2 separate regions of the Homo sapiens genome follow, and region 1 is linked to region 2. Evidence: read pairs that join two places in POLR2A ChIA-PET (ENCODE). Cell type or tissue: GM12878. All regions are shown on one strand.

Evidence for each region. Peaks named below come from ENCODE experiments on the same cell type or tissue, not always from the same donor. Only the 100,000 strongest peaks of a DNase experiment are listed, where the experiment ranks them.
Region 1: POLR2A ChIA-PET joins it to region 2 with 9 read pairs; 6 of 35 experiments call an interaction of 5 or more read pairs at or near these places.

What each region holds. Positions count from the first base shown.
Region 1 is chr2:229,819,541-229,824,540 of GRCh38, reverse strand. All of the region lies in intron 8 of TRIP12 (thyroid hormone receptor interactor 12), which reads left to right. Among named protein-coding and RNA genes, the nearest start is that of TRIP12, 100 kb to the left of the region's middle. RefSeq lists a silencer at 2,112-2,312. In GM12878, no CTCF peak of the experiment used is centred here; a DNase peak (open chromatin) is centred at 2,150; H3K4me3 peaks cover 1,192 bases; H3K27ac peaks cover 2,245 bases.
Region 2 is chr2:229,908,848-229,913,847 of GRCh38, reverse strand. The region is part of intron 1 of TRIP12 (thyroid hormone receptor interactor 12); the gene reads left to right. Among named protein-coding and RNA genes, the nearest start is that of TRIP12, 11 kb to the left of the region's middle. In GM12878, a CTCF peak has its summit at 2,890 (motif pointing right); a DNase peak (open chromatin) is centred at 2,878; H3K4me3 peaks cover 380 bases; H3K27ac peaks cover 529 bases.

The DNA of each region.
Region 1 (5,000 bases), 89 kb after region 2:
GACATTTGAGTTTTCAGTTTTTTTTTCTATTGGCAAGGCTTCAGTGAAATGTAGCTTTCGTATTTTTTCAAGCATTATCTTTTGGATAGATTTCTAGAAGCAGGTTTGCTGCTTAAATGGGTGTAAATGCATACGATGTTTTTGTAGGTGTTGCAAACTCCCCCCCATTTGGAGTTGCACCATTTTGCGTTTCCACCAGTCATGTGTGAATGACAGTAGTATGGTATCAAGCTTTTGAATTTTTACCAAAATTCATTGTTTCTCTAATATTAACTTTTTTTAGTTATATGTATCTTCGTATATTTCTTTTAGTGGTACCCTAGAGAGTATAATGCAAATTCATTGGTTTATTATAGCATACCTTAAATTAATACTTTATCATATCTCAAACAGTACAAGAACCTTACAACAGTTTATTAACACTTTTTACCTCCTGCCCTCCTTTATGTTTGTTGTATTTAATTTGTTTTACCTATATATACGTGTTATAAACTTGATAGGACGTTACTTAGAATATCTGTTTTCTTTTATGTTTGCCAACATGCTTAACCTTTGCAGTGCTCTTAGTTTCTTCTTGCAGTTTCTTTTTTCTTTAAAGGATTGTTTCCTTCTAGCCTAAAGAACTTTTTTTTTTAACATAGTGTCAGACTATTAATAATGATTTCTTTCTGTGTTTGAGAAATCCTTGATGTGTCTTTATTAATTTATGAATGAATTAATGAGATGCCATCTCGCCATGTTGCGCAGGCTAGTCGCAGACCCTTGGCCTCAAGTGATCCTCCCGCTTCAGTTTCTAAGTTGCTGGGGTTACAGGCATGTGCTTTATTTGCACTTATTTTTTGTTGTTGTTGTTGTTTTTTTTTTTTGAGACAGAGTCTCCTCTGTTGCCCAGGTTGGAGTGCAGTGGCGCGATCTCAGCTCACTGCAAGCTCCGCCTCCCGGGTTCACGCCATTCTTCTGCGTCAACCTCCCGAGTAGCTGGGACTACAGGTGCCTGCCACCACACCTGGCTAATTTTTTTTTTATTTTTGGTAGAGATAGGGTTTCACCGTGTTAGCCAGGATGGTCTCGATTTCCTGACCTCCTGATCCACCCCACCTCGGCCTCTCAAAATGCTGGGACTACAGGCGTGAGCCACCATGCCTGGCCAAGCCTAGGAAGCAGAGGTTGCAGTTAGCCGAGATCGGGCTACTGCAATCCAGCATGGGACCCTGTCTCAAAAAAAATGTAAAAACCACTTATTTTTTAATAGCTTGACTATATAGGGTTTAAGTGATGTTTCCTTGACCCTTAATGTGCTTGCCCTTCACTGAACTTTTGAATATGTGAGTTGATATCTTCAGTTTTAGAAAATTCTTGGTCATTATTTCTTCTAGTATTGTTTCTCTTATCTCATCATCAGATTTTCTCCTTCCTTTCCTTTTGGAGAGTATCAGGATCATACACATTTAAACTTTACACTGCATCCAGCATGTCTCTCTGGCTCTGTTTTATTTTTGGTTTTGTTTTCAGAATTTTTTCTCTTTGCCTAGTTGGAAAACTTCCTATTGATCAGTTTTTAAATTCACTAGTTCTTTTTTCTGCTGTCTTCAATCTTTTGTTAAACCCGTCAATGAGTTCTTAATTTCAGATACGTTTTTCAGTTCTGAATAGTTTTTTGATTCTCTTTATAGATGCCAATCATCTGTTGAAAATGTGTATATTCTTAATCAATTTTGTCCATCTTTGCTTGTATTTTTAATACTTTATAAAACATTTGTCTTTTCATTCTAGAAGTATTGGTCTGCTTTTATTGTCTTTTTTTCCCCCACTTAATTCTCAGTCCCATATTCCTGCCTCTTTATAAGTCTAGTAATTGTTTGGTTATGTGACAGACGTTTTGTATAAAAGAACTAAAGTGGCCCAAAATGATATTTTCTGCTAGTGCTAGCTTTCTTTTTTCTCTACCAAAAATAAAGGGTCCAGAGCTGATCACTCTAACTTTAATCAGGACTTGAGCTTGTTTTAACCAGAGTTGTAATTTTGGTATGACTAATTTCACCTCTGGTAATTTTGGTATGACTCATTTCACCTCTTGCTAGTCACTGTTTTCTTTGTTGTGGCCCTCCTAGAATTTTGATTGACAACTTTGCAAATCTATGTCTCCTCAGATTTGAATAGTTGAGCAGTCTCAAAATGTGGCAAGTATCTTGGGAGTTCAGATTTGAATAGTTGAGCAGTCTCAAAATGTGGCAGATTATCTTGGGAGTTCAGGTACCAGCTGTGTGTCTTTGACGCCTACTCTCTCTGTTGAGATGTTGGCTTCTGAGCACCATGAGACTGCAGAAGATTTTCTTCTATCTTATCAAAACTTCTTACTCTCCCCTCTATCAGTTTTTTGTTTGTTTGTTTGTTTGTTTTGAGACGGAGTCTCGCTCTTGTCGCTCATGCTGGAGTGCAGCGACGTGAACTTGGTTCACTGCAACCTCTGCCTCCCGAGTTCAAGTGATTCTTGTGCTTCAGCCTCCCACGTATCTGGGACTGCAGGTGCACACCACCGCGCCCGGCTAATTTTTGTATTTTTAGTAGAAACAGCGTTTCACCATGCTGGCCAGGCTGTTCTCAAACTCCTGACCTCAGGTGATCCGCCCATCTTGGCCTCCCAAAGTGCTGGGATTACAGGTGTGAGCCAGGGTATCTGGCCCCTCTATCAGTTTTCACAGTTCCAGAACTCGGTACCTGTCTGTGGGCCAGTTGATTTCAACACATTAGCTTCTTGTGACTCCCTAAAGCACTATAGGCTTCTGTTTCCATTCCTATCAGAAATTAGCAAACTACTGCCCAAGGGCCAAATCCACGCTCCTGCTTGTTTTTATACTACCTGTGTACTCTTAAGAATGGGTTTTATATTTTACGTGGCTGAAAACATTTTAAAAGAGAATATTTTGTGATGTGAAAATTAAATGCAGATCAAATTTCAGTGTCCATAATGTTTTATTGGTATACAGTCATGTTCATTTGTTTGTATTAGTCTTACTTTCTATGGATACTTTCCAGCTACAGTGCTAGAGTTGAGTAGTTGCAGTAGAGACCATATGCCTGTAAAGCCCAAAATAATTGCTATCTCTCCCTTGAAAGAGAACGTTTTCCTGCCAAACCCTGATCTGTGATAACAGTTCTCAAAGTGTGATCTGTGGACTCTTGGTTTCTGAGAGAGACCCTTAAATGAGTTCTATAAGGTCAAAACTAATAATAGTTACCAAGATTTTTCCTTTTCTACTTCATTGATGTTTGAACTGATGGTGCAAAAGCTGTAATGGGTAAAACTGGTGGGATCTTAAGCATCAAAGCAGTGGCACTAAACGGTACTAGCAATCATTGTGTTTTTCACTGCCACATACTCCTAATAAATATAATTCAGTTTTTATCTAAGATGCCCTTACTGAACCAAAGTTAATTTAATTAGGTCTTTACTCCCAAGACATGTCTTTTTAATACTCTTTGGAACAAAATAAGGCCAATCTTTTCTATATACAGTTGACTCTTGAACAATATGAGTTTGAACTGTGCTGGGTCCACTTATTCATGGATTTTAAAAATAAATACAGTTAGCTTTCTGTATCCATGAGTTCTACATTAGCAACCAAATTCAGATTGGAAATACAGTGTTTGGGCCAGGCGCGGTGGCTCATGTCTGTAATCCCAGCACTTTGGGAGGCCGAGGTGGGCAGATCACCTGAGGTCAGGAGTTCACTACCAGCCTGGCCAACATGGTGAAACCCATCTCTACTAAAAATACAGAAAAATTAGCCACGTGTGTTGGCTTGTGCCTGTAATCCCAGCTACTTGGGAGGCTGAGGCAGGAGAATCGCTGGAACCCAGAAGGCAGAGGTTGCAGTGAGCTGAGACCGCACCACTTGTTTTGGAAAATAAGGTCTTTTAAAATCAAAATTATTTATATTAATATATAATGAGTTAACTGGCAAATATTTAAAATTTTTGTATTTCAATTAACATATTTTAAAATTATCAATAAATATAACCCACATAAACAAAAGTGCTTTGTGGTACCTCAGTAGTTTTTAAGAGTATAAAATGATTCTAAATTCAAAATCCACTGCTCTAGGAGTTGGTTTCTCCTCATAAATCAGAGGATAAATCAGGTTTTGGTTATGGTTTTGGCTTTTTGTTGTCATCTTCAGTTTAGTGTAAGTTATTTTTAGGAACATCCCAGATGTTTTATTGGTATTGATGATAATTTTGATTATGCTGTATAAGATCCATGTCCTTAAGAGTTGCCAACCCCAATGGTTATAAGACCTCCATCTAGTTGCATACATGTTGGTTCTTTCTTTTAGGGGGTTGTGCTCTTAGGCCATACTTGATATGAACTGTTTAATCCTTTTAAAGTCATGTTAGAATCAGTGGAGGATTCATTTGTTTTCACTATTTTTCTATCATTTTGTTTTTCCTTCCACATTATGTCAACACAGAAGTGATAAACCTGCTGTCACTAAAATTGGTATTATTTAGTTTAAAATTGTTAAATTGTATTTCCCTGAACTTTTCTTCTGGTGTATTTTTGGATGGATTTTTAATTATGGTAAAGGTAGGTAGGCAGCGATAGCTATGGAATGCAGTAGCCACAATCTTAAACCATAAAACAACTTCCATTGATTGCTATGTGCCCCTGTGAGAGGTGTACGCCCCCAGGAATATCACTGAAGCTCAGTTGAAATTATTAGGTTCAGTTTTTTGAGAATTTCACATTCATTGACAGTTTCCAGACATATATCCCATTTCTACACATTTCAGTACTCAATGATATAGGACTGGAAAAGTCCAATTTGCGAAGAATAACTTGAAAAGGTGTAAGAAGTGAAGGAGCTTTAAAAGTAACATCATATAAGATTGGTTAAGTGTTAATTTAATTAATTGTGGTTTCAAGTAGGAAAGTGTCCATGAAAAATGAAACACATTCATAGACTTTATTTTTTAAAATTAATTAATTAATTTTGAGA
Region 2 (5,000 bases):
GTTTACATTTTAACTTAACTGGGTTTTTGGCCTCTTCAAGGTAGAGATCTCATTCTTTTATCTTCACAGTGTCTAGCACAAGGCTTCCAACATAATGCATTGTACATGGTAGGTGTACGTGGTAGTGTGTTCTGGTGTGACACATTGAGAAACGATGTTGTGAAATAATATTAGCATCGTTTGCCATAATTTACTTGCTTGTTTTCATTTTTCAGGGGTTGGCAGCTGAGTGTAGAATATAAATTTTTCAAAATTAGGCTCATTAAAATCAGCTACTTAAGGAATTGTTAAGACCCTAGAATATTTTAGTTAGTTGGTTACCCCAAATTTAGCATTTGGAGATGATGTTTATTAGTAGATGATGATTTATTTATCAATACATATTTATCAAGTGCTTACTGTGTGCCACAATTGTGCTTGACAGAATATAAAAGGGACCTGAAACTTATTCCTTGTCTTCCAAGTTCTGTTATGTTTCATATAGTTGATATTTATCTTATTCCATCACAGCTTATTTGTCTAAAACTGTATATAGGAGTATAGTATTTAGCATAGAGAAATATTCTGTAAAATTCTAAATGTAGATTTTCTGCATTTAGAAAATCTGATATTAGAATGTAAATTAAGAAACATGAATTAGGGCATGATTTGTGGCTATACTAAATAAATTGTTGAAGCATCTTCATTTACAAATATTCAGCCAGGTGCTGTGGCTCATGCCTGTAATTCCAACCCCTAGGGAGGCTGAGGCAGGAGGATGATTTGAGCCCAGGAGTTCAGGACCAACCTAGGCAACACAGCAAGACATCATCTCTACTAAAAATAAAAAATTAGCCTGATGTGGTGGTGCATGCCTGTAGCCCCAGCTACTTGGGAGGATTGCTTGAACCCAGGAAGTTGAGGCTGCAGTGCGTCATGCCACTGCACTCCAGTCTAGGCCACAGAGTGAGACTCTGTCTCAAAAAACAAAAACAAATACTCATCAGCAGCTAATGTGAGTGCATATCTGGTTCCATACAAGATCTGCCCTCTTAGAGGGTGCTGAAAAAGAAGAGATTTATAAAAGGAGATTCCTTATCTTGAAATGTACTTTGTTGTAGATGAGTTGAAACTTACGACTACAGCACACAACATCTAACATTGTGCATATTTGTTATTAAGTACAAGATCGAGTTTTATACAGTGGGTACTTGGAAGTTTAGAGAGGTTCAGTTCTGGGTTGAAGTTACTTAGGAAGACTATGAAGAGAGAGGGGCTTAAACTGGCCCTGATTGTTTGGAGGAAGATATAGAAGAATGGGGAGCTTAAAGGTGTAATTGTGGTGAGGATCTAATATTAAGGTAAATGGGCTCTCTGGAGTAGAGGGTCCATATATATGAAATAACAGGAAATTGGGCTGAGATTATTGAAGTTCTTAAATGGGAGATCACGGAATTAGATTTAACAGATTATGTTGAATGATTGTTGATCCCTGAATAGGTGATGTGAAAAAGGTGTACAAAAATATTTATGAATGAACTGAAAACAAAAATAAAAGTGCTTTTAGATGTCATTTTTTATGACAGTGCTTCCCTTTCTGATACTACATATAAAAGTTTTTGTATTAAGTTTTGGAGGAGATAGAAGTAGTGAAGGTAAAACTTCTTGTTTTTTCCTGTTGTTTAAAATGTTAAATAAGCAGAAGCTGGTTTATTGTCTAAATGACCCACACCAGTCCTCTGTTGGACACAGAAGTCTTCCTTTAGTGGAAGCTATCAGTCATTTTGTCTCAGCACATTCAACTGTTGTTTGTTCAGATTTTTTGTAATTCAAAATACTTTTTGATACCTAATGCATGATTTTTTGTGAGTTGTCCTCAGTAATTTGTAAGTCTTATATAGGGAAACTTTTGCTTAGCGTTCAATACAGTGAAATTATGTTTAAAACAAAAGTGAATTGTGGCTTAAATATTTAAATACTTCTGGTTTTTTTTTTCTAGCCATTACTGACTCTGGGATAAATATGTAAATACTTTTAAAAAGTACAAATTAATATTACATAGTTTAATCAAATTAAATATTCTAATAAAATATTCGCTTTGCACTCTGCATAGTAGAGTTGTTACCCCTTTAATTGTTTTTAAAATTTTATTTTGACACATAATATGTATGTATTTATGGGGCACTTAGTAATGTGTCAATACATACAATGTATAGTAGTCAGACCAGGGTAATTAGCATACCATCATCACAGACACTTATTATTTCTTTGTGTTGGGACATTCAATATCTTCCCTCTAGCTATTTGAAACTGTATATTAAACTATAGTCACCCTGCAGTGGAATAGAACAGGAGAACATACTCTTCCTATCTAGCACAGTTTTATATCCTTTAACAGATACCATTACTTTTATACAAGTATGTATACAGGATTTTAAAAATGAGAAGTTAGGTTGTATGGTGGCTGAAGAGAAACTAAAAACAATTTTTTTCAGTGTTCTGATAGCTATGATATTTAGCTTTCTTTAGCAGCTTTTATTTCTGGTGTGTTCTTACAGACTTTCCTAATTGCAGTTTGGATTAATTTGATTCTTATGTAGAAAGCAGAGATGCTAGCTATGCAGATTTATGACTCAGAATTGTACCTGTTTGTAGAGTAAGGAAGGCTGTATTGTCCAACATTTTGTGGACTTTAGAATAAAAATATTCGTGAAGTCTATCTGTTTTACTGCTGTAGCACAAGAGTGCCTGTTTTTCTGTAAAACAGCCACCCAGCTTCATATATTTTTTCCTTTATATGAAGCATGTATTTTCATTTCTTCCCACCTAGGGAAAGCAGCTTAGTCTCAAGGGAATTTGACCCTGCTCTCTACCCTTCCACCCCAGGTCCAAATGCATTTGTGCCCTTCCCCCAGTAGATGGCAACAAGTAGGCTGATGTTTAAGAAGATTCAGTAGTCTTAACTTTGTGATCAGACCTATTTACTAATTATTTCTCAACTGTCATTAGTAATGTTAGTGTTGATTTTCACATTCTGGCCTCAAAATCCTTTCAGAAAACTAGACTGTTAATTGCAGAGTTCATCTTTTTTACTCTACTCTTCATCCTGCCTTTTGAAAAGTGTTGCCTTTCCAGTTGCTGCTATGAACTAAGACTTGGGGTATTTCAGCCTTTGGTGTGGTGCTGTAAGATAATCTCCTTCTGCCTCTTCTAACCATCTAGTATTACTTTTCAGCTGCCTGTATATTAGGCCATGACATTTTTTCCAGGTATCTTGTCATTACAGAAAGTAAGGACTACTGAAAGGAATTACTGAAGAGCTAATACACCATCATTTTATATCTTCATTGTGGTACATGTTTTAATTGATACTCAGTTTATTTCTTGAATCATTTAAGGAATTGGTAAACTTATGTTTGCTGGAATACCAGAGTTTCTTTCTCTTCTATAAAATGGGTCTACTACCTAACTCATGTGTTTACTGATATTCAGCCATAGTGTTACGGTTTTGTTTCTTATTACTAAAAAAGAAAATGAAGGTGATTCATAATTACAGAGTTAACTTCTGAGAGTTTACTGTATCTCAAGAAACTTAGAACTTTTTCATGATTCCTGCTGAGTTTATTTAAATTTTTAATGCAATAGTAAAGGATTTGGGAAGTTTTCCATATTTCTTCAGACAGTTGTAAAGTTAGGAATGGCTTAATCTATCTATAGTTATTTTAAGGAGTGTAAAATCAAGGACTTAGTAAAACAACAGTTCTAAAAAAATTCTGGAATTGTTTCTATTTTAAGGGCTAGTATTAGAATCATGGCTCAAGGAAAGGAGTTATCTTGGTTTCAGCAACTGCTGCATTTAGCTCTTAAAGGTGTTGCTTGAATTGCATGTAGCAATACTCTCAAACCTAGAAAAGCAATCATTTAAGGCATGTCAGTGCAGTTACTCTAGCAGTGGATATGGAATTAATACATGTGAATTATAAGCAAATGGTATATATATATTTTTTGTTTTTAGAGTTGGGTGTCTCACTCTGTCTCCCAGGCTGGAGCATAGTGGTACAATCATGTCTCACCATAGCCTTGAAAGCCCTTGGATCTTGTGATCCTCCTGCCTTCACCTCCTGAGTAGCTGAGACTACAGGCTCACACCACCATACCTGGCTACTTTGTTTTTTTTTTTTGGTAAAGACAGAATCTTGGTTGCCCAGGCTGGTCCTGAACTCCTGGCCTCATGCAGTCCTCCTGCCTCAGCCTTCTAAAATGCTGGAATTATAGGCATGAGCCACTGTACCAGGCTTTTTTTTTTTTTTTAGACAAGGTCTCAACGCTGTCACCTAGGCTGGAGTCCAGTGGCACAGTCACTGCTCACTGCAGCCTTAACCTCCTGGGCTCAAGCGATCTTCTCACCCTAACCTCTTGACTAGCTGGGACTACAGGTGTTCACAACCACATCCAGCTAATATTTTAATTTTTTTTTTTTGTGTGTGTGGAGCCAGGGTGTCCCTATGTTGCCCAGGCTGGTCTCAAACTCGTAGGCTCAAGTGATCCTTCCACTGTGGCCTCCCAAAATGCTGAGATTACAGGCATGAGTCACCACTCCTGGCCCTTATCAGGGTATAATAAGTATTTTTGAACACTTCTTATTTCAGGCCCTAGGCCAAGATTTAGGATTATAAAGATATATAAAATGTAGTCCTTGGCCTGGAGTTTACAGTCTTAAAGGGAGAGTGGTAAACTTGGACAAAACTAACATAAAATCTCTTTTTTTTTTTTTTTTTTGAGACAGAGTCTCACTCTGTCACCCAGGCTGGAGTGCAGTGGCGTGATCTCAGCTCAGTGCAACCTCTGCCTCCCAGGTTCAGGTGATTCTCCTGCCTCAGCCTCCTCAGTAGCTGGGACCACAGGTATGTGCCACTGTGACTGGCTAATTTTTTTTATTTTTTGTAGAGGGGTCTCGCTATATTGCCCAGGTTGGTCTTGAACTCCTGGCCTCAAGTGATCTGCCCGCCTCGGCCTCCCAG